2 separate regions of the Homo sapiens genome follow, and region 1 is linked to region 2. A link is a loop called in an ENCODE intact Hi-C map of the cell type or tissue named here. Cell type or tissue: HepG2. All regions are shown on one strand. Links, peaks and the distances in the headings refer to the core of each region. The heading gives the core; the rest is flanking DNA. Region 1 overlaps CRB1 (crumbs cell polarity complex component 1). Region 2 overlaps CFH (complement factor H).

Evidence for each region. Peaks named below come from ENCODE experiments on the same cell type or tissue, not always from the same donor. Only the 100,000 strongest peaks of a DNase experiment are listed, where the experiment ranks them.
Region 1: a loop joins it to region 2, with 6 times the contacts of the local background. A loop is called at or near these places in 2 of 110 quality-filtered maps.

Annotation. Positions count from the first base shown.
Region 1 is chr1:197,329,978-197,343,957 of GRCh38, forward strand. The region is part of intron 2 of CRB1 (crumbs cell polarity complex component 1); the gene reads left to right. Among named protein-coding and RNA genes, the nearest start is that of CRB1, 69 kb to the left of the region's middle. In HepG2, for the core only: a CTCF peak has its summit at 5,953 (motif pointing left); a DNase peak (open chromatin) is centred at 5,954; H3K4me3 peaks cover 557 bases.
Region 2 is chr1:196,737,952-196,747,058 of GRCh38, forward strand. It overlaps CFH (complement factor H), which reads left to right. Exons shown (of 22, transcript NM_000186.4): 18 at 2,668-2,841; 19 at 3,924-4,100; 20 at 5,501-5,677; 21 at 7,866-8,048. Among named protein-coding and RNA genes, the nearest start is that of CFHR3, 32 kb to the right of the region's middle. RefSeq lists a silencer at 815-1,015. In HepG2, for the core only: a CTCF peak has its summit at 5,484 (motif pointing right); a DNase peak (open chromatin) is centred at 5,520.

The DNA.
Region 1 (13,980 bases), core at 2,820-10,819, 590 kb after region 2:
CACACTTAGTTCTTTATTTTGTCATTCTTTTTCCAAGTGTTAAGCAATATATCTATTTGGAAAATATTTCTCTTCAAAATTTGCACCAGAACCCTCCAGCATCATTTTACTTTTAAACATTCTAAAACTATATATTTTATAAAATAGACACATTCCTAGTTGCTCTAAAATGAAATTTTTCCCCTCTCCCTCCTCCTTTACATACAACCAGTCTTCAGAATCTGCTGTTTTGACATCTAAGATATGTTCCAAATTGAGCTCATCCATTCTTTTCCTTGGTTAGGTTTATTTCAACTCTTGTGTGTACTACTACACAACCTCCCAGACGTTCTACTTATAGCTTCTACCTTCTCGAAGTTGTTCTGAACACTGCCTTTGAAATAACTTTTCTAAAATAGACCTATGCCGTAGTTCTGAAGAGCCTTGAGAGCTTCCCACTACACAGAGAATAATTTTAGCCTCTCCCTGAAAGCACTTCACAATTTGGGCCCATGACAGTGGCCATGTCCTCACACATTCCACCGAAGCCTTCTATTTCCTCTAATAAATCTTCTTCATTTCTTATACAAGTCATTTCTTTCCCCCTGGAATGTCCTTCCTCACTTCACAATGTCTACTCTGAAGTTCTGCTATACTTTTTAAGACCTAGTTCAAATATCACCCAACACAAGAAGTGTTTCCAGGTTCCTTTCCAGCTGGAATAATAATTCCACACTGCTGCAGTAATTATATTCATTATGTTTGTACTAGTTGACACCTGTATTAAAGAATCCCCTATAATTCTTTCCTATTTTACATATATCTATGTTTTTGCACCCCCCCCCAAATGTTAGTTTCTAAAGGACAGAGTATTGTTTTATATTTATTCTTTAATTCATCAATACTTTCTGAGTTTCTATTAGATGTCAGTTAGTGGATTAAGAAGAGGAGTCCTCGGCCAGGCGCGGTGGCTCACGCCTGTAATCCCAGCACTTTGGGAGGCCGAGGCGGGAGGATCACGAGGTCAGGAGATCGAGACTACTGTGAAATCCCGTCTCTACTAAAAATACAAAAAATTAGCCAGGTGTGGTGGCGGGCGCCTGTAGTCGCAGCTACTCATGAACCCGGGAGGCAGAGCTTGCAGTGAGCCGAGATCGCGCCACTGCACTCCAGCCTGGGCAACACAGCCAGTCTCCGTCTCAAAAAAAAAAAGAGGAGCCCTCTTCCTCCAAGAGCCTGACTCAGTATTTGTGAGTAATGGCTGCTTAATCAACTGTTACTAAATTGTTCTAAGTTTTACAATTCTTCCATATATTTCTGGGCACCCTTCCCCATCCTGAAACTCAGGTAAATGAATATTAAATAAGAATTCACTTTTTGTATTATTTTATGTATACTCTATGATGCTAAAATGCTTATGTCAAATGGAAAATTATTTTATCAAGTGACTTAATTGTCAATACTATCTAAAAGTTATAGGAAATATTTTAAAAGCTTATAAAACAATAGTTGTATGAAAAGCTCCTTGTTTGTATGCCATACTGAGGTGTCTCTTTCTTTGGTGGAGTTATGGCAGGTGAATTTCAATATTTTTTAAATTTTTGAATAAAAATAAGAAATTTTTGTGGGGCTGGCTTGGAAGTGCTTTGTTTACAATGGTCACATTTAAAAATCAATACAGTTCATTAAGATAGTGTCTTCCATTTTCTGCTTCTATCTCAATATTGTGAATGGTGATTAAAAGGAATAGATATAAAATCAAATTAATGTTTCATTCATTTCAACTATAGTATTGTGTAATAGTCTTATATTTGTAAAAAAAACACAGCTTGCAAAACTATATTTTACAATGTATGTTTTTTAAATATCTTAATTAAATTGGATTTTAATGAATCCTTTCAGTCGTCTAAATTTAGGCATAAAAGATGGAAAGGGTGGCCAGGTGTGGTGGCTCACGCCTGTAATCCCAGCACTTTCGGAGGCTGAGGCCGGCAGATCACGAGGTCAGGAGATGGATACCACACTGGCCAACATGGTGAAACCACATCTCTACTAAAAATACAAGTCCCAGCTACTGGGAGGCTGAGGCAGGAGAATTGCTTGAATTGGGGAGGCAGAGGTTGCAGTGAGCTGAGATTGTGCCATTGCACTCCAGCCTGAGCGACAGGGTGAGACCCTGTCTCAAAAAAACAAAAAACAAAAAACAAAACAAACAAAAAAAACAGCTAGAAAGAGTATATTCTAAATGTGAAATGTAGTCAAATTCCATCATAAGGCACTTCACCTTACAATGAATTCATTTATACTGTAGGTTGTATCACATCCCTGTAGGGTCCAATGGGAATGAGTCCCCTTTTCTCACTATAACACTTAGGTCCACAATGAGGATGCTTTCCTTGTCAATCCCTGATATAATAGTGTTGTTCCCTATTTGACTATATTCTTCCCTTGTTTTCTATGAAATCAGCTACATGTTATTATTTCACCTTTTCAAGTGACATATATAAAACTTTCTTGAAAACAGAATTTAAACAAGAGACTCATAAGGCAGATAAAAATCGGGTCTATTATTAGCTGGTTAGGCTTGTTCGGGTAAAAAAAAAAATGCAGTCATAGGCTTGCTCACCAATCTCCTACACAAGTAGAATGGCCTGTGTTCTAGTAGCTCATGGGTGTTTCTCAGCCCTGACTACTCATTAGCAATTACCCAGGGAGCTCTGAAACAGAGGTGCTCAGACTCTACTTCCAGAGGGTCAAATTTAATTGATGAGTCTAATGTATAGCCAGGGCTGGCGGCCAAATATTAAGTTCATGTGAGCTTTATTTGGAAATTTTTCTTGCACCATACCATCATTTAGACACACAGGGAAGTGTGTTTATTTCATTGCTATCCCATGACCACCAGTGTTTGTGGCAGCCCAGGCCAACTAACGAGAACCCCAAAGAAGGTCTGTAGAACCAAGGGAAAAGCCAAAGTTGAGAAGGAAAGAAAAAAGACCATCAGCAATCAGCATGGATGTGCTGGAGTGCTCTGCCTCAACTTAGACCTCCTGATGAATCCTGGAAACTGTATTACAATGACCTAGCTGCTGTGCACCACATCCAAATTTAGAGTGATCATAAAGAACTCCTCTTACAGAAAAAAACCTGTGTTCCTCTGAGCAGCAAAGTAAGAAAAGGTAATAAATTTTAAAAGGCAGAGAGGTAGAAGGGGAAAAAGAGCTGTAGCACATAGAGAGGGTTCACACTGCGTGAATTCTCCTCTGTGCACTCCATTATGCTTCATGGGCAGTGATTCATGAACTACAGAAATGGTCTCAGAGAGAGCCACTGAAGAGGCTGGTGAGAATCTGCTGTGCATAAGCAAAAACTCCAATTGAAGCTGAAAGTAAGTGGATGCAAACTTTTTTAATGAAAAGAATATTAGCTCTAAGCATGTGACTGCTTTTAGTTCAATTTCATGCAATGAATCATTTCATAATTGAGGCCTTCTTTAAAATTAGCCAGATTGATTAATGTACATTTTTCTCATTCAGATGCCTGCAGTATGAGAAAAATAGGGCTGTAAGAGGGCAGAGAAAGGCCAGTTCAATGTATGTTGAAACAAATCAATGTAGAAAAATATCTTATTCCTCTATTACAAAATAGATCTTTGGTATAAAAGTAATCTTTTGGGAAATAAGAAAATGCACTATATTCAATGTACTTTTCAACTATATGATGAATTTCCTTGCAGAAATAAAAATGTACAAAAATTCATCATATAGTGAAGGAAATGTATTTGTACTTACAGAGTAGTTAGAAGACTAGTTAGTTCATGGAGACTAGTTAGGAGGCCATTGTGATAACCCAGGTATAAGGTTTTAGGACCTGGCCTGGGAGAGTGGCCATGGGCATGAAAGGAAAGAGAAAGTATAATGTCTCTAGAAACAAGACTCACTTAACATTTATCAAGGTCAGAGTATTTTCAAACTTATTGTATCCAAGGAAAACTTGAAAACTCTGATATGAAACAAATGCATTAAAAGTTTAACTGGCATTGTCAACTTAATAAGCTTACAATGTAGATCAATGGGTCTCAAGTGTTGGCATGCATCAGACTCACCTATACAGCTTATCAATAAAATACTGTTTTCAGTTCAACAGATCTGAGGTGGGGGTCCAAGAATATGCATTTAAAACAAGTTCCCATGTGATGCTGATGCTGTTAGTTTGGGGACTACACTTTGAGAACCACTGACATAGACAGTTATGTGGATTTCCATGTGACATCCTTGACTGTTATTTCACAAAGTCCATGAGGCAAGGAAACACAAATCAATAAAAGCAGGCTTTTATATAAAGCACTTATTGCTAGTAACAGTTCTAGGTACTTGATGATATGATTTGAGTGATTGCCTCCTCCAATACTCATGTGTTGGAGACATAATCACCAATGCAATAGTATTGGGAGGTGGGAACTAAGAGGAGGTATTTAGGCCATGAGGATGGAACCTTCAGGAATGGATTAATACCATAATAAAAAGGGCTTTTTGGAGTGGGTTCACCCCCTTCCACTCTTATGCCATGTGAGGAACAATGTTCCTATCCTCTGGAGGATGCAGCCTTCATGGCACCATCTTGGATGTGGGGATTTACCAGACACCAAGCCCACTGGAACCTTGGTCTTGAACTTTTAAACATCCGGAGCTAAGAGAAATAAATTTCTGTTCTTTATAAATTACCCAGTCCTATATATTCTGTTATACCAGCACCAGATGGACTATAAGACACATGATATGGATTTTTTAAATATTTGTCGAATTCATTAGATCATTAATTTATTCAACACATATATATTGAGTACCTCAATGAATTGGGCATTGTTCTATGTTCTGAAAATGAAAGCGTAAAGAGAAGTGATGACAAAGTCTCTTACATTCTGCAAGGAAGAGATAGATGTCTATAAAACAAGTAATAGATATACTGTATATAGTAGGTTAGAGGGTAATAACTGCATGGAGAAAAGTAAAACAAAATAATGGTATTAGGGATTAACTTTAGGTAGAATGATCAAGAAAGTCTTCACTGAGAAGGTGACATGTGAATAAAGTTCTAAAGAGGAGAGGATGGGAACCAAGGAAATGTCTTGTGGAATAGCATTCCAGGCAGAGGAACAGCAGATGCAAAGGCCCTGAGGTAAAGAGTCCTTGCAATGTTTGAGGAGCAGCAATAAAGTTAGTGTGACTGGAGTGAAGGAGGAAGGAGATAGGTCAGAGCAATAATGAGGTCAGACTGTTTGGGACCTTGTAGGCCATTGTAAGGACTTTGGCTTTTACTTTAAGTGAGATGGGATGTTATTGGAGAGTTCTGAGCAGAGAACTGAAATGATTTGACTTACATTTTAACAAGGTCACTCTGCTTATTATGTTGAAGATACACTGCAGGGGGCGATAAGCATGGAATTCAAGTGTCTAAGGGAGGTTAATACAATAGTCCAAGAAAATCCACTCCTTGTGGGAGAGAAGAGTGAAAGAGACCTATCAAGTTTTTTGTTTCTTTTTGTTTTAATTTTTTTTTTCAGATGGAGTCTCTCTCTGTTGCCCAGGCTGGAGTGCAGTGGTGCAATCTCGGCTCGCTGCAACCTCCACCTCCCAGGTTCAAGCAATTCTCCTGCCTCAGCCTCCTTAGTAGCTGGGAGTACAGGAGCGTGCCACCACGCCCAGCTAATTTTTTGCATTTTTAGTAGAGATGGCATTTCACCATGTTAGCCAGGGTGGCCTCGATCTCCGGAGCCTGTGATCCGCCGCCTAGGCCTCCCAGAGTGGTGGGATTACAGGCATGAGCCACCTCGCCCGGCCCCTATCAAGTTTTAACAGTAACTTTCTCCCCTCCCTGTTCCACCCTTAACATTTAAGATGGAAATTAACAAAGAAGGATCATGGATCATGCAAACAAAATGAAAGCATGCCTTTCTCTCTCTGCCCTCTATTGCCCTCTGATGGCAATGTCTAGATTATTCAGAACAAATCTGTCCTTTAGAATATTCTAACAAGAATGCAGTCTTTCTTAGTAGCTTCTGTCCACCATATTGCCATGCAGTGTCTTTCACGTACACAACTGCAACATATTTTACCTCCCTGGGTTACATGATGGTTACTCATTTAAAGTGTCCTATCAGCACTTCTTTTACTTTTAATGATAATTCCTGTTCCTCTTGGGCCTTCTCCAATAGTCCTCATCCATGCTGATGCATAAGTCTAAGAGGTATGATGTAACTGACACTGCCATTACAGTGGCACATATCAAAGACATAATTCGAATTTCAGTCGTTGTGGAGGTTTGAATCTGGGCTTGGTGTTCTATCTTTTCTAAATATATTTTGATCAACTAAATCACTTTGAAGGCATCTGTGGCAAATAATATAGATAATTTAATGGTCATGGGAAATAATTTGAGGAAAATAAAATATGTTATTAAATATAAGCTTATTTCATGAGAAATAATATTATTATATCAAAGAAAAATGGTTGTTTTTATATGCGCTTAATTATGAAATTGATAATGTTTTATGGTGTCTTATAAAGAAAATTAAACACTTGTTCAGGCTTTTGCTCAGAACTAGAGTCATTTGAAGTAGTTTTTATGAATAAATGAAGTTTCCAGGTTTTGACAAATGTTTGTTGAATGAGTGCACAAAATAACAAATATTCACTCAGCAAATACTTATATTTGCAATGCACTGGGCATTGTGCGGACTTCGGAGATGTAAAAGTGACTAAGATAAAATGTATTCCTGACAAAATGCTCACAAATTATTCTGGGATCAGGAATGTAAACAACAATTACCATCTGTCTATAAACATCATGCTGTGGAAGAACAAAGAAAGAAGCTGGTAATGTTGGTTGGAGTCAGGAAATGTTCCTAGGAAAAAAAATGGCCTATGAGTAGAGCAAAAATGCATCCCTTTCAGAATGTAAAACTGAAACTTGTATCTTCCTCCTACATTTACTATTATTATTTGAACAATAACATGTTGAATATCAAGGGAGAAGGACTGCAGAGATATTTTGGAAAGGTGTTGCTATGATCTGAAAAGTTTGGTCCTTCCAAAATGTATATGTTGAAATGCTGTCCAAGGCGATGAAAAGGTGAGGCTTTTGGGAGGTAATTTGGTCATTGCGGGGAAGCTCTCATAAATAGGCTATGTGCCCTTATAAAAGAGGTCCAAGAGAGATCCCTCACCCCTTCTACCATGTGAGGACATAGAAAGAAATTATAATCTATGAGCCAGAACGACAGCTTTCTCTCTGACATGTGACTGCTATTTCTCCTAGTGCCTACCTAGTTATCAGCAGGGTGTGTGTGCCAGTCCGAATGCAAAGGGGATGAGCCAAAAAATATATAGTAATATAAAGAACGGATGTGGTGGAAAGACAAATTTGGAAGTAGAAGACAGGGATTCCAGGCTCAGCCTAGATGTTCTCTAGTGGTTTGGTACTGATAAATAACAATTATGAACTTCCATTTCCTCATTCAAAGATTGGCATGGTAATACAACCTAACTTTTAGGGTCATGATGAGAATGAAATGGATTAACAAAAGTTTTTCCATAGACTATTTAGGCTATGAAAGAGTTAATTGCCAATATTTCTGTCTCTTAAAACATTGCTACTAATGAATACCTATGGTATCTAAACAATGTTTGCCTTTGTTTTTTACAGGTATCATTTTCTTATATTTGAATTGCATTCAAGTAATCTTATACCTGATTACTTGAAAGTATTATTTTTTGAATACTGTTAGAACCCAACTCAGGAATAGATTAACTGAAGTTCGGTCAAAATCTCTCTGCCACACTTATAAATTTAAAGTGTAATATTTTAATATGTGTAGGCAAGAATTCAACTTCTAAAATGGCCATATCATAAAATAAAGAACTAAGAAATTACTACTATTTTAACAATTTCATATATTTAGGAATAGTAATTATCCTAATGAAGAGAAACATAAGAAAGTAATTTGCTATGATTAAAACATAATTATGGAAGTACGAAAATATATAATGTTTAATACTGATGTATTTAACATAAAATGAGAATGTTGTAATTTTTCTATAATCTTTCAAAAAAACATAAAATTAAAGCATAAACCATTCATAAAAGTAGTGTATTTTTCAAACATAGCATCTTGGAGTCTCTGAAATGGGTTACTCCAGCTTTTAAAATTTGATATATATTTTGCTATTTTCATAATTCTTTTAAAAAGTGTGGGTGTATATATATGTATAAAATATAGAAAGTGTAGGGGGAAAGTCATTCGTTTAACTTGGGAAAATAATATATTACTATCTTGTAAATTTTATGATATTTATGATGCAAGTGAAGTGGGAGAAATGGCATACAGATGGATTTAGAGAAAAATGGCTGGAGAAGAGGAATGAAGAATGAGCTCACAGAATTAGAAGAAACTGTTCTCCAAACAGACAACTGTAATCATTAGATACAAGGAAGTAGGAGAATTTCCTCCCAATGCCCCACTCCTAGGGCTGACAAAGAGAAGACATTCTTTCTCTTCCTAGAATTAGTTTCAGCCTCCATGATATTCTGGGAAGATGGTTTTGAAACTGTCAAGAACATTCTTAAACTTTCACTGATGGTAAAATGGTACCAAAGAGGACACAATGTGAAAAGGATTAAGAAAACCTGAAAAAAATGTTTAATATGGAAACCACAGGTTATTACAGTTTTGTCTAGCAGTAAAGCAAAACTTGTAGAAACAAAAAGGATTATAATAGTCACAATAACAAAATAATAAAATATAATCAAATAGTTAAATAAAATAATGACAAAGCATTAATAATATTTATAAAGACAAATTTTCTGTATCATCAGATTTAATACATCATCAGTCTTACATACATTTCAGATATCATTAAGAAAGAAAAATTATTTGGTTAAGTTGTAACAAGAGGCTAAGGCACTGCTGATTGTAAAGTGCATCTCGGTTCTAGAGAGTTAAAAATGTGAGGGAGTAAAAAAGGAGTCAGAATTGACAAAATTCGGCAGTCCTTCAGAGATAGAATCCTGGGCTTGTAAAATCTGCTTTAAGTGAATGATTCAAAAAGAGAATTTTGTTATTTTTGGTGTCCTTAGGAAAGGTGTGTCTAAATTCACAAGCCAGAAATCTCATTGGCTAAAACGCCAAAGATGTTCCCACTGAAAATAATAATTATCCACGTTTAATCTCTTACAACATCTTGCTAAACATTGTTATGCTTATGTTATTAATCAGAGCAGGAAGTCATCCAGCCTCTCCTTATTGCTTTAGGATGTTAAACAGATTGACTATAATATCTAGGAGGAGAACTTACTGTAAATCTATCACTATAATGAAAACCGAATGCTACAGTTCCACATTGCTCTGATACTTGTGTCACCGACTTGCACTGATAACTGTTGTACTTGATATACATAAAAAGCCCCAAAATAGCATACATAATTATTATTCAAAAGAAAAATATTATGCATAGAGGCCTGTTAGGCATCACATACATTGAATGGAATTTGAAATTTAAGATGATAGTCTGAAGCCAGACTACAATTATTTCCAAAGCGTGGACTCTGCAGATAATGAGAAAGGCATTCAGAATGGTTTATCAACACCTTGCTGCGTGCATGGTGTGCTCCCTGCCCACTGTAAAGAATGATGAAGACAGCGTCAAAGTCAAGACCTGTTCCATCCTGATAGGATATAATGTCCATTATCTTGTGGCACGGAATCTTAACATGGATCTCTAAATGCCGAAAGATGCCAATTGGAGTGCAAAGTCTCTAAATACTGATCACAAGTTTGGGGCACAATCATTCTGAAACCATAATAGGTTTTAAACATTTGCCAAAGCCACAAATTTGACTTTTGGGCTTTTGATTTATGGCTTGTGGAAGCACTGAGAAGCTCTGTTTGGCATACAGTTTGCCTTCCTGTAGAGGTGGTTGATTATTCCATAGCTGTGACTTGATTATTCATGCATTCAACATTTATTGAGCACTTTTTAAATATTCAAGAATATGTGCTAAATGCCACAGATATTGGTGTTAAAGGTCAAAGGCCCTGACCTCAAGGAGCTCACAATTTTGTAGATAAAATAGAAAAATAAGCAATTGAGGACAATATATATAGACATTTATATTAAGGGGAATTTTGAGAGCACAGTGAAGCAGCATTAGAGGCAAATATAAGTAACTATAGTTTCCAGAATCATGGGATACACAAACTGGATATTTGGGAACTAACTGGAGCTAGCCTGGGGAAGGAGGGAGTGAGGAGTGGGGCATTACAAGTAAGGGAAATACCTATATGCAGCCTGGAGTCTTGAGATACAGTGGAGCTGTGAGGCCACTGCTGTGGGTGGCACCAGTAGAATCTACATCTTTTAGAAGCTTCTACTGCATTACAAGGCAATTATGCTTTATTTCAGAGACAGGGAGATAGAGAGGGGATGATGTCAAAAATTTAAGCAGACGAGGGTACAATTATATTTGTACTTTATAGTGATCACATTTCTATAGAAATGTAGAGAGTGATTGCGAAAAGAGAAGTCAATAATAGTGAGAGCAGATGAGACATGATGAGGGTTGAATTAAGGTCACAGCAATAAGGATGGCACCTTAGATCCATTTCTAAGAGAGAGATGATGAGATCTGATGACTAATTAGGACACGGGGAATAGTGGCAAATAAGATGATAACTCCTAGAACTATGGCTTGGATGACCTGGATGATAATACCATTCACTGAGAGGAGAGTTTTGGCAGGGATGGGGGTGGCGCAAATCAGCACAGGTGGGGAGATGAAGGTTATCATTATTTGGAATTGTGGAATGATGCCTGTATTAGTCCATTTTCACTCTGCTAATAAAGACATACCCTAGACTGGGTGATTTATTTAGGAAAAAGGTTTAATTAACTCACAGTTCCACATGGCTGGGGAGGTCTCGCAATCATGGCAGGAGGTAAGGAGGAACAAGTTGCGTCTTACATGGATGGCAGCAGGCAAAGAGAGAGCTTGTGCAGGGAAACTCCCCCTAATAAAACCATCAGATCTTGTGAGACTTATTCACTATCACAAGAACAGCACAGGAAAGACCTGCCCCCATGATTCAATTACCTCCCACAGGGTCCATCCCATAACACCTGGGAATTCAAGATGGGATTTGGATGGGGACACAGCCAATGCCTGTGAGATAACTCAATGCCATTGAGATCTCAATGCCTGTGAGATAACTGAAGAAGACATTCTAGACGGTATCAGGAGGATGATCTGGGCCAGACGCAGTGGCTCATGCCTGTAATCCCAGCACTTTGGGAGGCTGAGGCAGGCGGATCACTTGAGGTCAGGAGTTTGAGACCAGCCTGACCAACATGGTGAAACCCCATCTCTACAAAAAATACAAAAATTAGCCAAGCATGATGGCATGCGCCTGTAGTCTCAGCTACTTGGAAGGCTGAGGCATGAGAATTGCTTAAACCTGGGAGGCAGAGGTTGCAGCGAGCCAAGAAAGCACCACTGGTGGCAAAGTGAGATGAGTGAGACTCCATCTCAGAAAAAAAAAAGAAAAGGGTGATCTGGTCTGGAGGTACAGAATGCTAATGTATATCTACATTCGCTTATGTGAAAACGTCACAGGGAAAAATCTTTCTGACTTCTGTGAGAATGATCACCTGTTTCTCTACCTATAGTCTCTTCTCAACTACGAATAGATAAACCAAACATTTTTTTTCCCAATGCACCTTTAATCCCATGGCTTTTGCTGAAACTTGGCATTTATTCAATGAAACCACTTTCCACACAATCCTCTTTGAAGAGTCCTTATCTCCATGATTCATTCTTAAGGCCAAGAGGGAAGGTTGGCTTTCTTGCTGAAACCACTGTTCCCATGAGTCCACTAGTGGGACATTTAACTTCAGTTTTAAAAGGATGGCTTCCTTGGGTGGACAAGGGGGAAAAAGCATTCCAGACAGAGATCAGTGTATACAAAAACTTTGAGTGGTAGAGGTATATGGTAGGTTTGAGGAAAAGCAAACAGTCTGGTATGACATATGACTAGCATGTAGAATGATGACAGAATTTTAATAGGAGCCATTGGAATTGTATGGACCATGCTTTTGGAATTCTGTGAGCTTCTTATTCTCAGTCACCTTCATCTTTATTCCACTGCAGCCATACATTGATCCAATTTCAAGTTAGACCCTGGCGTCATTCAAACCTGCTTTACAACAGAAATTGTCACCACATCCTGAGGCTTCTCATTTCCTTTCTACTATTGAATTTTTAGCAGAACCTCTGTCGCCTGGCCTTTCCATACCCATACTCTCTCTCACTCCTTCTCTATCTTGACATCTCCCCAACAATCATGGACTTAATGAGAAGCATCTCAAGAATGTGTCTGTCATTGCTCTCTAAACATTCTTGTTTTTGACCTTCAACTTTCCAGTAGTGGAAAGCCCCATTTTCTACCTTCTTCTCGTCTAGCTGTAAAGCTATTAATCCACTTCAAATATTTATTACCTAATTTTAGCTATATATTTGCTATTGCTTTGTGGCTTTTTCTACATTAATTGTTGATTTTTTTAAATGGTATTTGACACGCTGGCTGCTCCAAATTTTTCCAGTCTCTATATTTTATACTCCCAGTAATGTCATTTATATTTATTGATAAGTGAATTTAAGGTTATTCTAAATTCTCTTTTAGAGTTGTCTTTGCTTCCAGTCACTTTTCAAACATTTTTTATTCTACCTACCCTGAAGAATTAAGGGTGGAATGCAGGAAATGACAAACACACTATAGTAATACCTACCATTGATGTAGCATTTACTGTATCCAACCTCGTTGTTAGTAGTGATAGAGCAGAGCTCAGTCCTGGATGGTCTGTCAAAAAAATTTATGTTCTTTCCACTCTTCCATGACCTTAGTTATGCCAAGTAAAATAGCCATGGAAAATCTCATTCACAGACTGCAGTAGAAATAGCTAAGCCTCAAAGAGCAAGCCACTTACCTAGAAACAAGTGCTATTGCAAAAATTTCCATTTTCACCGACATAAATTTAGAGTTTTTTATTTTTTAAAAAACAATCAAATTTAATATGCTAGCTTCTCTTTTAAGTTGGTTATTTGTTGAATCTAGTAACAGTTGTAAATAATAGATGGTGTTAGAATATCCTGCTGCATTTTCTGTAGAGAAAAATGGGCACAAATCAATTGAACTACTACTGACTTCTGAGTTTTTTGAAAGTCTTTTAATACCATTTTAATATATAATTTATTATTTGGGGTTAGAAACAAAGAAATAAAGATGGATAAGTATAGATATTCTTCCTTTTGTGTCTTTTAAAACCTGTATGCAAATGCAATTATTGCATATCAAATACTATTTTGGCACTTAATAAAATAGTTTGTTATTTAAATACTACTACAACTTGTATAAATCATAAACTTATTTTGCTTAGCAAATAATACCTACTAATTTTGGGGGGATAAGTACAGTTTTTTTTTAACATAACATTACCTTAAAATGAAGTGTTAATAGCTTCTAATGATGCCATTAATTACATTGTCACCAGTTTTTGTATTTAAGGGTAGTATTTTACAAAAAGAAAAATTAAGATAAAAATGTCTATGCAAAATGAGCACTTAGATCAATAATTGCACATTATATTTGTACAATAGATTTTTTGTGGAAAAAAGTGTTTTTTCTCTAGCAAATACTTAGTATGTATCAGGTACTGCTATAAGTACTTTTGAACACATTTAATTAGACTAAGAGTCCTATGAGATAATTACCACTATCGTCTTTTTCACATGAGGAAGCTGAAACATGGAAAGGCTGAGAAGCTTGCCCAAGGTCATACAGCTAATAAGTGGCTGTGCCAGGATCCCGACCCAACTGTCTGGCTTTGGAGTCTGAGCTCTTACCCACTGTTCTCTCTGCTCCTTTACTAAATTAAGTGTTTAAAAATAATG
Region 2 (9,107 bases), core at 912-8,911:
TACATACAAAAAAAGGTTTAATTGGCTCACTGTTCTGCATGGCTGAGGAGGTCTTAGGAAACTTACAATCATGGTGGAGGGAGAAGCAAACGCATGAAGACAGGAAGGAGAAGTTCTGACCAAAGGGAAAAGGCCCTTATAAAACCATTAGATCTCATGAAAACACACTCACTATCCTGAGAACAGAAGCATGGGGATAACTGCCCCCATTATTCAACTACTTCCTACTGAGTCCCTCCCACAAAACATGGAGATTATGGGAAGTACAATTCAAATTGTTATTTGGTTGGAGATACAGTCAAATCCTATCATTCCACCATGGCCTATCCCAAGTCTATGTCCTCACAATTCAAAACACAATCATGCCTTCCCAACAGTCCTCCAAATCTTAACTTATTCCAGCATTAACTCAAAAGTTCATATCCAAAGTCTCATCTGAGACAAGGCAAGTCCTCTCTGCTTATGAGCCTGTAAAATCAAAAGCAAGTTGGTTATTTCCTAGACACAATGGGGGTACAGGGATTGGGTAAATGCTTCCATTCCAAAAGGGAGGAAATGGCTGAAACAAAGTGGCTATATGCTTGATGGAAGTCTGAAATTTAATAGGGCAGTCATTAAACCTTAAATTTCCAAGATTATCTCCTTTGACTCCATGTCTCACATTCAGGTCATGCTGATGCAAGAGATGGGCTCCCACAGCCTTGTGCAGATGTGGCTTTGTCCCCCTCCTGGTTGCTTTCATGGGCTGGCATTGAGTGTCTGTGGCTTTTCCAGGAACATAGTGCAAGCTATTGATGGATCTACCATTCTGGGGCTTCAATGATTGTGGTCCTGTTCTCACAGCTCCACAAGGCAGTGCCTCAGTGGGGACTCTATGTGAGGGCTCTGACCCCACATTTCCTTTCCTCAATGGCCTAGCAGAGGTTCTCCATGTGGGCTCCCCCCTGCAGCAAACTTCTGCCTGGACATCCAGGTATTTTCATATATCCTCTGCAACCTAGTTGTAGGTTCCCAAACCTCAATTCTTGACTTGTGTGCACCCACAGGCCCAAGACTACATGTAATCCACCAAGGCTTGGGGTTTCACCCTTTGAGGCAATGGACCAAGCTGTTTGTTGGCCCCTTTTAGCCACAGCTGGAGCTGAAGCAGCTGGGATACAGTCCTGAGGCTGCATAGAGCAGCAGGGACCTGATCCAGGTCCATCAAACCATTTTTCCCTCCTGGGCTTCTGGGCCTGTGATGGGTGGGGGTGTCATGAAGGCCTCTGACATGCCCCGGAGATATATTCCCCATTGTCTTGGTGATTAACTTTGGCTCCTTATTATTTTTGCAAATTTCTGCAGCAGGCTTGAATTTCTCCCCAGAAAAATGAAGTTTTATTTTCTATTGCATTTACAAGCTGCACATTTTCCAAACTTTTATGCTCTGCTTCCTCTTGAGCTCTTTGCCACTTAGAAGTTTATTCTGCCAGATACCCTAAATCATCTCTCTCAAGTTCAAAGTTCCACAGATCTCTAAGGCAGGGCAATATGCCACCAGTCTCTTTGCATAGCAGGAGTGACCTTTACTCCAGTTTCAAACAAGTTCCTCACCTCATCTTCATCTGTGACCACCCCATCCTGGACTTCATTGTCCATATCACTGTGAGTATTTTGGTCAAAGCCATTCAACAAGCCTCTAGGAAGTGCCAAACTTTCCCACATCTTGTCTTCTGAGCCGTCCAACTCCCTAGGAAGTTCCAAACATTTTAACATTCTCCTGTCTTCTTCTGACCCCTCCAAATGGTTCTAACCCCTGCCTGTTATCCAGTTCCAAAGCTGCTTCCACATTTTTGGTTATCTTTACAGCAGCACCCTACTCTCTGCAGTACCAATTTACTGTATTAGTCTGTTATCATGCTGCTATAAAGAACTACCCAAGACTGCATAATTTATAAAGGAAAGAGGTGTAATTGACTCACAATTCCACATGGCTGGGAGGCCTCAGGAAACTTACAACCCTGGTGGAAGGGTAAGCAAACATGTCCTTCTTCACATGATGACAGGAAGGAGAAGTGCAAAGCAAAGACAGAAAAGCTCCTTATAAAACCATCAGATCTCAGGAGAACTCACGCAGTATCATGAGAACAGCAGCAGAGGAAAAATCGCCCTCATGATTCAATTTTCTCCCACCAGGTCCCATCCACAACACGTGAGGATTATGGCAATTGCAATTCACGATGAGATTTGGGTGGGGACACAGCTAAACCTGTTCTGCAAGTTGTCATGTTTGCTTTGCCACTATGTTTTAAAACTTCTTTTACATTCTTCCCACAATGCCCCTTCTTATTTCCTACAATATATTATGTTTTACCTGGAATCGTTAACTCTCAATGTGTATCTTATTATCACTAGTAAGTTTACAGAGGCATTGTTTACCAGGCATAGATGATCTCTTTCTGAAATGTATTGCTATTTTTAGTTTCAAGTCCTTCTTCAGTTGGTGACAGTCCGATAGACAGACAGACACCAGAAGGCTAGTTTTAGGAAACATTTGTGTTACTTCTCTGTGATGTCATAGTAGCTCCTGTATTGTTTATTTTCAAATAAAACTACTTAATATTAAAACAGGCATATAAAATTAAATTTATGAGTTAGTGAAACCTGAATTCATTCTTTTTTTTTTAGGCCTTCCTTGTAAATCTCCACCTGAGATTTCTCATGGTGTTGTAGCTCACATGTCAGACAGTTATCAGTATGGAGAAGAAGTTACGTACAAATGTTTTGAAGGTTTTGGAATTGATGGGCCTGCAATTGCAAAATGCTTAGGAGAAAAATGGTCTCACCCTCCATCATGCATAAGTATGGTGCATTGAATTTTATTATATGTATGATAAATATTCTTCATTCAAAGTGTAAGTGGTACCAATAAGAAAGTAAACAGGGACTCTAGAAATTCATAAGGTTTTCTTGAATATTCTGGACTGCTGTGGGAAATTATAGCTGTAGTAATTAAAACATTTGACATTATAAGCCAAATTAGTTCATTTTCACATCATCTTGTGTGAACTTTAAGCATCCTCTGATGTATATTCTCAGACTTCTCATCTCTGTTCTTAGGGCACAGCTGCCTCTACTCATCAATCTCCACATTATTCAATCTTCTGTCAGTTTATCAACAATCTGCCTATAAGTACATTTTCTGAAATATTTTAAAAAATCATTATAAGTATTTCACATTTGATAGAAGCAAAAAATTTGGAAATGCACACACAATATAGGTGGTGTATTATTCCGTTTTCACACTGCTGTAAAGACCTTCCTGAGACTGGGTAATTTATAAAAGAAAAAATTTTAATTGATCACAGTTCCTCATGACTGAGGAGGTGTCATGAAACTTACCATTACCGCTGAAGGGGAAGCAGGCACCTTCTTCACAAGGTGGCAGGAGAGAGAGGAGTGAGTGAAGGAGGAACTTCTAAACAGTTATTAAATCATCATATCTTGTGAGAACTCACTCACCATCGTGAGAACAGCATGTGGGAAACTGCCACCATGATCCAATCACTTCCCACCAGGTCTCTCTCTCAACACCTGGAGATTATTATTCAAGATGAGATTTGGGTGAGGACACAAAGCCTAACCATATCAGGTGGCAAGTATGGACAAAAATAATGTGAACAAAAAAATGTGTAATCTCAATTGCTACGGCTACCAATATTTCTTCAGTCTTCTAATATCATTTCTATCTTGTATTTTTAATAGATTTAGAAGAATTTAATGTAATTAAGACAAAATGGCTAATATATTTTCTCAAGTTATAAGAAAAATGTTGTACAGTATTCATTGATTCTATATATCGCTATTTTAGAATCCATTACATGTATTGTATGTAACCTATTTTTAAAGATTTGCGGAACAAATACATATTTTTCCTATTTCAGAAACAGATTGTCTCAGTTTACCTAGCTTTGAAAATGCCATACCCATGGGAGAGAAGAAGGATGTGTATAAGGCGGGTGAGCAAGTGACTTACACTTGTGCAACATATTACAAAATGGATGGAGCCAGTAATGTAACATGCATTAATAGCAGATGGACAGGAAGGCCAACATGCAGAGGTACTTTGGTGAATTTTCAAAATTTATTTATATAATGTGTGGGCCCAGCCCAGTGGCTGGCGCCTGTAATCCCAGCACTTTGGGAGGCCGAGGTGGGCGGATCACTTGAGGTCAGGAGTTCGAGACCAGCCTGGCCAACATGGTGAAAACCCGTCTCTACTAAAAATACAAAAAAATAGTGGGGCATGGTGACATGCATCTGAAGTCCCAGCTACTTGGGAGACTGAGGCAGGAGAATCGCTTGAACCAGGGAGATGAAGATTGAAGTGGGCCAAGATCGTGCCACTGCACTCCACCCAGGGTGACAGAGTGAGATTCCGTCTCAAAAAAATAAATAAACCTGAAATAAATAAATATATAAGTACAATTTATTTATATAGAGTGTTTTGGGAATAAAATATAGAATTGTCTCTAACATCATTAAAATGGACATAAATTAAGTTTTTACGGCAGGACAAAGTAGTCGTATGCCTAAAAATAAAAAGATGGAACTGAGTATTTGATGATTAATCTTAGCTCAATAGTTCTCAAAGTGTGGTCGCTAAACCGGTAGCATCATCATCTTCTTGGAGATTGTTTGAAATGAAAATAAAATTCCGTAAGCTCATTCTAGACATCCAGAATCAAAAGTCTCAAAGTAAAACCCTGAAACTGTTTTACCAACACCTCCAGGGAATTCTATTTACACTTCCGAGTGAGAAGCATTGCTATAGTCTATTCACTACACATGGATATGAAACTCTCTGATGAATTTTGCATTGTTCAGCATAATATCCTTAATCATTGGCAATTAAATTATCTGAGGTTATTTTTATTATTATAGGCTTTTTAAAAAAATTTTTCCACATCTCCAATTTGGATCCTTTGATTAACCATTCTTCCTCCTTTTAACTTGGGTAATTTTCAAAATGTGTTTTTAATTCTTTGCTTATTCGCTAAGAAAATGCCTATTTGAGTTTATTTTTAAGAGGCTAAAATGTATAAGCAGGATGATTGCAAACAAAAATCTGGTATCACATAATCTATTTATGCTGACTTTTTGCATTTTATAAATTAATGTTAAATAAATAGAACTGGTAATATTTGTTTACTCAAACTCAAAGAGAGATATCCAGGAAAACTTTCGTTTACACTGGCTTCCAGAAGGGAAAAATAAAGGTCTATCAGTGTTCTAGCGAAGGATGAAGAAGAAATTTAAAACATCAACGCTTGTACCTTACAAAAAATAGTTTCATGTCTTTTCCTCAATATTACATTTAAATTTATTAAAATCAACAAAATATTTGATGAGATTGTCTACTTATTTTAAATTCGTCTTGAAATATATTTGTAACTGTTATCAGTTGATTTGCTACTCAAAATGAACACTAGGTGGAACCACTTCTTTTTTTTCTATTCAGACACCTCCTGTGTGAATCCGCCCACAGTACAAAATGCTTATATAGTGTCGAGACAGATGAGTAAATATCCATCTGGTGAGAGAGTACGTTATCAATGTAGGAGCCCTTATGAAATGTTTGGGGATGAAGAAGTGATGTGTTTAAATGGAAACTGGACGGAACCACCTCAATGCAAAGGTAGAGTATTATATTTCTTTTAACATTTTGGGGGAGTATAGCAGGGTTAAAATATGTTGATTTAAACAAAATGAAGTCATTTTTATTAATAGATTTTTCAAATGCAAATAAAATGACTGATGGTGCTTAAAATTCAATTCTTCCTGTGAACAGAACACAAGTAATAGGGTATATTATTTTCCAGAAAGATTCGACCAAATTGAGAGTTGGAACCTGAAAAACAATACTTTTTAAGCATTACAACACTTAGTTCCTTCTCAGGAATACGTGTAATAAAAGATACATTATGTGCATTTGACAGCCATAAGTGATGTGCATTCTAAGATATGGAATAGGCAGTTGAAGAGAGATCATAGACTGTGATATAAATGTGGGCATCTTCAGTATATGGATTATATTTAAAGGTGTGTGACTGACTGTATTTATAAAAAGAAGTCCGAGCACATAGTCCTGGGTCATTCTAATATAAAGAGATGAAATAAGGGAAACCAAAAAAGGAAATTGTATCTTACTCACCTTTATGTTTTAAAATTAATGTTTTTCTGTATTTTTTTTTTCACTATTTTACTTAGACTCTACCTATGTTTATTATTGAAGTGAGTTTTTGTAGACAGCATATAGTTGGGTCATGTTTACATATCCATTCATCCTTTCATGGCCTGTTAACTGGTGCACTTGGACCATTTACACTTAAAATAATTATTGATATATAGGACTTAAATCTCTGTCGTTTATTTGTTTCTGCCTGTTTCCTCTGGGTTTCAGTCCTATTTCCCTATTCCTCCATTCCCTGTAGGGAAATTATTAAGGAGATTAATTTCGATTCATATGTATTGTTTTCCATTCTATCTCTTTGTATAGCTTTTCTCCTCCTTTTAAAAAGTTGTTGCTCTAGCTAATACTATATATGTAATAATATATTACTGTCTACTGGCACTGACATTTAAATCTACAACTGGAATATGGAAACCTTACTTTCATGTAGATCCATTTACACTCTCCACGTTGTAAGTATAAATGCCACTAGTATTTTCTCTGCATACATTGAGCTCCATATTAAACTCACTTGCTTCAAATATCGAACATAATTGAAAAAACTTATGAGGAAAAAGATATCCTGTTATATTGACTCCTCTGTTTATCCATTCTATTTTTCTATTTTTTCAGGATCCTAAAGTCTCAAGCTCTTTCTTTTATCTGTTTTATTTTAATTTGAAGAATTCCTTTAGTTAATCTTTAGGCATAGGTCTACTGGAGACAAATTCCCTTGGTATCCCTTTCTCTGAGAATGTCTGTATTGATCCCCTTACTTGTAAAAGATCGTGTCACTGGATATCAAATTTGGAGTTGACAGTTCTTTGAACACTTGAAAACCGTGCCACATGGTTATAGATGAAAAACTCAGCATCATTTGAATTGTTGATCCCCTCGAGGAAAAGCATAGTTTTTGTCTAGTTGCTTTCAAGGTATTTTTTTCTTTTTTTAAAGTAGTTTTATTTTAATGTATATTGGTATAAATTCCAATGTTTTTATCCTCTTTGGAGTTCACTCAGCTTCTTAAATATAAGTTTATACCTTATGGTCAAAATGGGAAGTTTTCAGGCATCATTTTATTTATTCATTTTTCCAGCCCAATATCCTTTCTCTTCTTTTTCTGCATCGGCATTATTTGTTGTTGTATTTTTCTGAATGTCTCAGTTCAGTTTTTTGTTTTCAGTTTATTTTCAGAGTGGGTAATTTATATTGCTGTATGTTCAAGTTCATGGATTTATTTGTCTGTCAGCTCCCCATGTATTATTAAGTATATTCAGTGTTTTTAAAAAATTTTTGTCATACTTTTCCATTTTATAATTCCTATGGGATTTTTCGAATATGAAATAAGAAACTTCCTTTGTCATAGTTTTCTATGTTTAGCATGTATTCATTCGGAAAGACATTTCTTAATCCTGGTCTACCATAAGCAGCAATATTTGTTAATGTTTTATGTGTTCTTTCAGTACGGAGAAAAGAACTTAAATATATTACTTTCAGTTTAAAGGGTTAAAATTTCTTCCAGGACTCATTTCTTTCACCAGAAATCACAAAACTGTTGATATTATATACAGTGCTGTGTTTGCGTTTGCCTTATTTGAACTTGTATTTTGATTTGCTCTCACAACAAATCAAGTGATGAAATGATGTTTTTTAGATTCTACAGGAAAATGTGGGCCCCCTCCACCTATTGACAATGGGGACATTACTTCATTCCCGTTGTCAGTATATGCTCCAGCTTCATCAGTTGAGTACCAATGCCAGAACTTGTATCAACTTGAGGGTAACAAGCGAATAACATGTAGAAATGGACAATGGTCAGAACCACCAAAATGCTTACGTAAGTACTTTAATATTCACGTGGCTGGAAAAATCTCTGTGATGAGTCTGATATTTCACTGTTTGTAACAAAATACTCACAGATTATTGAACAACCATTCTGCTGAATGCTTGCCTACCAAATATTTCTGTCAGAAAGTAAAGTTTAGAAATTTTTCTCTTTAGGGCTGGGTGCGGTGGCTCACACCTGTAATCCCAGCACTTTGGGAGGCTGAGGCGGGCAGATCACGAGGTCAGGAGATTGAGGACCATCCTGGCTAACACGGTGAAACCCCGTCTCTACTAAAAATACAAAATAATAATAATAACCGGCATGGTGACGGGCACCTGTAGTCCCAGCTAGTCGGGAGTCTGAGGCAGGAAAATGGCGGGAACCCGGGAGGCGGAGGTTGCAGTGAGCCGAGTTCGCGCCACTGCACTCCAGCCTGGGTGACAAAGCGAGACTCCGTCTCAATAAAAACAACAAAAAAAGTAATTTTTCTCTTTATATTTATATTTTATTTTAAAGCATTTAGTTGACAAATAAAAATATATTTTGATGTTTGACAATATGTTGTTTTGATATATTTATGCTACAAAGATTACCACAAATTAATTAGCACATTCTTCATCACCTATGCTTAGCATTGGGTGTAGGTGGGTGTGTGAGTATGTGTGTGTGTGTTTGTGGTGAGGACACTTAAAATCTGCTTTCTTACCAATTTTCAAATAAACAATACAATATTATTAGCTCTAAATATCACTAGATCTCTATGTTTGATTCCAAGTTCTTATTCATATTATAGCTGAAAGTTTGTACTCTTTGACCAATATCTTAATCAAAAGCAGCAATGATAAGTTCTAAAACGCAGGGATCCTAAAATGACAACTGATGTAATGAATCATTGATAATACACCCCTAATTCTCATACATTAAACATCGAACCTCATTTTCACATCGATTACCATTCTAAGTTTATTCAAATCAATATGATGTTTCTACATAGTTGGTTTGGATAGTGTTTTGAGAAATAATTCCTGAACCATCATATAACATTCTACTTGAAAACCTGAAAGTCTA